2 separate regions of the Homo sapiens genome follow, and region 1 is linked to region 2. A link is a loop called in an ENCODE intact Hi-C map of the cell type or tissue named here. Cell type or tissue: Panc1. All regions are shown on one strand. Links, peaks and the distances in the headings refer to the core of each region. The heading gives the core; the rest is flanking DNA. Region 1 overlaps IPO9 (importin 9). Region 2 has its middle 3.6 kb from the start of GPR37L1.

The links. Peaks named below come from ENCODE experiments on the same cell type or tissue, not always from the same donor. Only the 100,000 strongest peaks of a DNase experiment are listed, where the experiment ranks them.
Region 1: a loop joins it to region 2, with 4 times the contacts of the local background. A loop is called at or near these places in 14 of 110 quality-filtered maps.

Annotation. Positions count from the first base shown.
Region 1 is chr1:201,876,878-201,879,788 of GRCh38, reverse strand. IPO9 (importin 9) reads right to left here. Exons shown (of 24, transcript NM_018085.5): 24 at 1-2,911. Among named protein-coding and RNA genes, the nearest start is that of SHISA4, 11 kb to the left of the region's middle. In Panc1, for the core only: CTCF peaks have their summits at 1,482 and 1,759 (motif pointing left); no DNase peak of the experiment used is centred there.
Region 2 is chr1:202,117,823-202,120,733 of GRCh38, reverse strand. No RefSeq gene overlaps it. Among named protein-coding and RNA genes, the nearest start is that of GPR37L1, 3.6 kb to the left of the region's middle. RefSeq lists a cis regulatory region at 1,385-1,952 and an enhancer at 1,848-2,533. In Panc1, for the core only: CTCF peaks have their summits at 1,339 and 1,557 (motif pointing right); DNase peaks (open chromatin) are centred at 1,603 and 1,875; H3K27ac peaks cover 908 bases.

The sequences.
Region 1 (2,911 bases), core at 292-2,791, 240 kb after region 2:
GGGATTACAGGTGTGAGCCACCACACCCAGCCATTAAACTCTTAGTAGCACACAATACTGTTAGTGACAGCACAGTACTCTATAGTCCTCAACTCTGCACAGATGTTATTATCAATCTGCATTTATTGAAATGTTACATTTAGATTCTGCTCATTTTTATAGTTTGTAATGGTATTTGTTTGGATCCTAAATTTGGATTCTAAATTGTCATCCTTCCTAAGGGTTTCTTATTATCTAAAAATTTGATCAGCACTCCTAATTTACTAGTACTATCTCTTGTGTAAATGGCTTCAAATTCTTTTGTGGAATGGGTAAGGCATAAAAAAAGTCATCTGTCACTAATATCAAAGGAGGGGCCAAGGACACAGCCCTGGGGGAACTTACCAGGTCAACCCACAATGGGTGAATTTATAGTTTGTTAGTTAGTGGTCAGTTACCAACTTCTCTGTCTGTCTAATGCTTTGACTAAAATGTCCAGATTATTTACCTAGTTAACAAAATTAAAGAAGATTCTAAGACCAGTTTAGCATCATTTTCTCTGAAGTCCATAATGAATGTCTGTTAAACTCTCGTCACTCTTATTTAGGTGCTTTTGGGTCATTTGTTGTAGGTTCATTCTCCCAAATCAATGTCACATATACGTCTGTAACTTGTGTTATCAGCTTCCTTCCTAGGGCTTTAACTTCTTTTCAGTCTTATAGCATTCCTTCCATTTTCCTTTCAGTTCACTCCAATAAAAGCTCGACAAACTCCTGGGAGCCCCTTGGTGCCCCAGCTGCTGTTTACCAGTCAGGAGACTAAAATGTCTCAGAGCAGCTAAGTGCTCTTTTTTATTTTTACCTCATTTGTCTTACCTTGAACTTTTTAGTTCCTTGTAACCACTTAGCCCTGCCCTTTTCAGACTGAAGCTAGTTCTCTTTGGCCAAAGACAGGAGACAAAATATGGTCTAGAGTTTCTGTCAACATGTACTGGCCTCCAACAGATCTTTTTTCTTCCTGCTGACACTGGACACAGTCTCTCCACTCTTTTTCTCATCAACAGAATGGGAATATCCACTCTGTGAACCTGTTATAAAGGTTAAATGGGATAATGTATATGAAAATGCACTGGAAACACAATTAAGTACCTGCACATCGAGGGGTCCAAGACCTTCTGCTCTCACCCACAGCCGAGTATCTGTTAGCCAGGGGTAGCCCTTAAGTGTTACTAGGGCCCTTTCCTCAGGACTCAAGTTCTCCTGAGGCAGGATGCCCAGTCCTCCCCCAAATCAGCATGAGAGCAGAAAGGACCCTTGCCAAAGGATTTAGGACCACTTTTGGCACTAGATATAGAATGTTTGTCTAATTAGCAGACGCAGAGGGACCCCCATCATTCTCAGTCTGTGTGTGGGAGCCTTAAGCCTTCCCAAGCTCAGCAGTTCAATGCTACTGGCATGAGACCATTCTTTTGTGCCAATATCAGAGGCTGACTTGGCCTTATGCCTTTAGCACCAAATCCGACTGGCACTGCCTTGAGATAAACTATGGAGTCTGCAAGGCCGAGGGTGGTTTTCTCAGCACCACTTGGTCAGATCTGCCATCATTTCCCCAGTATCAGCAACTCCCACAATGCCATGTGAAGCAGCAGGGGCACAAGCAGTTAGCCTCAGAACCTGGCTGGCATGGGACGACTGTGAACATGCCCGCAGGCTTCTCAAAGGTAGTAAAAACTTTTAACTCTACTTCTTCCAATCTCAGTCATGGAGGTTGAACACTGGGGACACCTAGTGGCATGAAGAAATTACCAGCTACAATATCCTTGGGGCCATCCCCTTGAGTGGAGATTCAGATTCACTTTATATTCTTTCTCTTTTTTTTTTTTGAGACAGAGTTTCGCTCCTCTTGTTGCCCAGGCTGTAGTGCAATGGTGCGATCTTGGCTTACTGCAACCTCTGCCTCCCAGGTTCAAGCGATTCTCCTGTCTCAGCCTCCCGAGTAGCTGGGATTACAAGTGCATGCCACCATGCCTGGCTAATTTTTGTATTTTTAGTAGAGACAGGGTTTCATCATGTTGGTCAGGCTGGTCTCGAACTCCTGACCTCTGGTGATCCGCTGGCTTCGGCCTCCGTAAGTGCTGGGATTACAGGTGTGACACACCACGCCCAGCCTATATTCTATTTCTTCTTTGTGAGAATATCAATCTAAAGAAATATCCTGTGGTTATTAAAAATGGGGCACCAGATGTGGGCACTACCAAAAAAAGGGGAACACAGGTTTCATCTTTCTCCCCATGATTTGTGTGTGTGTGTGTGTGTGTGTGTGATTGAGTCTTGCCTTGGAATGCAACGGTGTGATATCGGTTCACTGCAACCTCTGCTTCCCAAGTTCAAGCGATTCTCCTGCCTCAGCATCTCAAGTTAACTGGGATTACAGGCATGCACCACCATGCCCAGCTAATTTTTGTATTTTTAGTAGAAATGCAGGTTTCACTGTGTTGGCCAGGCTAGCCTCAAACTCCTGATCTCAAGTGATCCGCCCATCTCAGCCTCCCAAAGTGCTAGGATTACAGGCGTTAGCCACCGCGCCCAGCCTCTCTCCATGATTTTCTAATCCTCATTTACTCTTTGAACCCCAAACAGACTAAACTTCCCAATTAAGGAATCTCCCTTAAAAATATTTGATTAAACAATGCCAGTTCTTTAAGAATCATTTCAGGCTATGTTTGCCAAGACACACTAGAATGTTTAGACAGGCTCCACCTAATCCTTTCCCCCATTACTTTTACTTACCTTCTAAAGGGAATAGAAGGCAAACAGGTGCTGAGACACCTTATACCATGCAACTAAATTCATTTGTAAAGATTACTTTACTGTCCTAGAAAAATACATGTTGCAAATTTGAGGGCTACAACTTAAGCACTTTAGAGGCTTCC
Region 2 (2,911 bases), core at 90-2,589:
TGAGGCAGGAGAATCACTTGAACCCGGAAGGCGGAGGTTGCAGTGAGCTGAGATTGCGGCCAATGTACTCCAGCCTGGGCGACAGAGCAAGATTCCATCAAAAAAGAAAGAGAAAAGGAAAGGAAGTTGGGGGAGGGGAGGGGAGGGGAGAGGAGAGGAGATGAGAGGTGTGCTATTTGGGGATTTGGGTAACTAGAATCATCCATCATCTGCAGCATCACCACTCACCAAGTGCCACACTCTGTGCTAAATGCTTGCTATAATTGTCACTTAATCTTTATATTATTACCCTAGACTCTGAAAGGTAAGGCAACTTTCCTAAGAACACACAGCTAGTGAATGACAGCTGGGATCCAAATGTAGGTTTGTCCAACTCCAAAGCTAAAACTCTTTTTTTTTTGAGACAGGGTCTGGCTCTGTTGCCCTGGCTGGAGTGCAGTGGCATGATCTTGGCTCACGGCAACCTCAGCCTCCCAGGCTCAAACAATCTTCCCACCTCAGCCTCCAGAGTAGCTGGGACCACAGATGTGCACCACCACACCTGACTAATTTTTGTATTTTTAGTAGAGACAGGCTTTTTGCCATGTTGCCCAGGCTGATCTCAAACTCCTGAGCTCGAGTGATTTACCCGCCTCAGCCTCCCAAAGTTCTGGGAATACAGGTGTGAGCCACCTCACCCAGCCCAAAGCTGAAACTCTTAACCACTCCTTTGTGTGACTTCACAGAATTCTAACATAGGAAGAGATGCTAGAGATAATCTACACCAACCTTCTTATTTTTCAGGAGTGGAAACGGAAGTCCAGAGAAGCCAAGTGACCAGGCCAGGCACTTGGCAGTCCTGTCTCTGCTGTGGGATCCTCAGTGCTCCACAGGCACGTGCCAATACAGTATGGACCCAAGCCCAGGGCTGGTACGTGTGAGCAGAATAAATGTTAGTTCTCTGCTCTTTAAAAAAAAAAAAATTCAGAGACAGAGTCCTGCTCTATTGCCCAGGCTAGAGCACAGTGACATGATCATACTCACTGCAGACTTGAACTCCTGGGATCAAGCAATCCTTCCACCTCAGCCTCCAGAGTAGCTAGGACTACAGGTGCACACACCCTGCCTGACCTTCTGCTTCTTATTTTATTTTATTTTATTTTATTTTATTTTATTTTATTTTATTTCAGAGACAGGGTCTCGCTCTGTCACCCAGATTGGAGTGCAGTGGCAGGATCTAGGCTCACTGCAGCCTCAACTCCTCCTGGGCTCAACTGATCCTCCCACCTCAGCCTCCCAAGTAGCTGGGCCCACAGGCACATGCCACCATGCCCAGCCTTTTGTGTTTTTTTTGGTAGACATAGGGTCTGCCTGTATCACCTAGGCTGGTCTAGACCTCCTGAGCTCAAGCAATCCACCCACCTCAGCCTCCCAAAATGGTGGGATTACAGGCGTGAGCTACCGTGCCCAGCCTCTTTATGCTCATGGATATGCCTCCATCAAACCTCACATTTGGCCTCACACAGAGTAGGTGCTCAATAAACACTGAATGCCTGAAAGGGCACCCCCTTGTGCCGGTCTCTGTGAGAACGGTTGGAACATCAGAGGCCACTAGGTGGAACCAAATGTCCAGTGATGGTAGTTAAGGGCCTGGCCTCAGCCCTTCACCCCATCGGATCTTAACCCATCCCACTCTGCCCAGGTCCTGCCCACAGACCTTCTGTGGCTGTCTGAGAAGGCCATCTGAAAAGAGATGATAGGGGACAGGGTGGGTTCCCAGGGGCTGAGACTAAAGGGATGGGGGATGTGCCTACTCTTCCCCTCCACCCCCCTGGAGGGTGCCCAGCATGGGTCCCCCAAAAGTACTTTTCTCCTACCTGTAGTTCTACTTTAGGAAGATTCCTCTCTCTGGACAAGCTGGAGCCATCTCCCCTATTCAGAAGCATGCCAGGCAGAGATGGAAGGCTTTCCTAGCCCTTGGGAGTGTCTCTCCATGATCCCAGGAATTCCCCATTCCTCTCCCTGGGAGTTTCCCCAGTGCTGGCTACAGAAAAGGTACTTAGCTGGGGCCGGGCGCGGTGGCTCACGCCTGTAATCCCAGCACTTTGGGAGGTGGAGGTGGGCGGATCACGAGGTCAGGAGTTCAAGACCAGCCTGACCAACATGGTGAAACCCCGTCTCTACTAAAAATACAAAAATTAGCTGGGTGTGGTGGTACACGCCTGTAATCCCAGCTACTCAGGAGGCTGAGGCAGAAGAATCGCTTGAGCCTGGGAGGCAGAGGTTGCAGAGAGCCGAGATTGTGCCACTGCACTCCAGCCTGGGCTACAGAGCGAGATTCCGTCTCAAAAAAAAGAAAAGAAAAGGTACTTAGTTGGAACCGGGTGGGAGGGAAGCACTGAGGTGGCACTGAGGGCATCTGAGCTGGTGTGGAAGTGCCACCCATGAAAAAAATGAGCGAATGTTGTACTGAGCAGATTCCATGTGCCATGCATTCTCCAGCCAAGAGCACACTCTGGAATCAGACTGCCTGGATTTAATTCCTGGCCCTGCCACTTACTAACTGTGTATGTGACTTTGGTCAAGTATGTAACCTCTGTCCCTCGGTTGCCTCATCTGCAACGTGAAGATAATAACAGGCTTGTTGTGAAGATTAGGATTAAATGCTGGGTGTGGTGGCTGTCCCCTCCCAGCACTTTGGGACGCCGAGGCAGGAGGCTATCTTGAGCTCAGGAGTTCAAGACCAGCCTGGGCAACATGGCAAGACCCTGTGTCTACAAAAAATACAAAAATTAAGGCCGGGCGTGGTGGCTCACGCCTGTAATCCTAGCACTTTGGGAGGCCGAGGCGGGTGGATCAACTAAGGTCGGGAGTTCAAGACCAGTCTGGCCAACATGGTGAAACCCTGTCTCAACTGAAAATACAAAAAAAT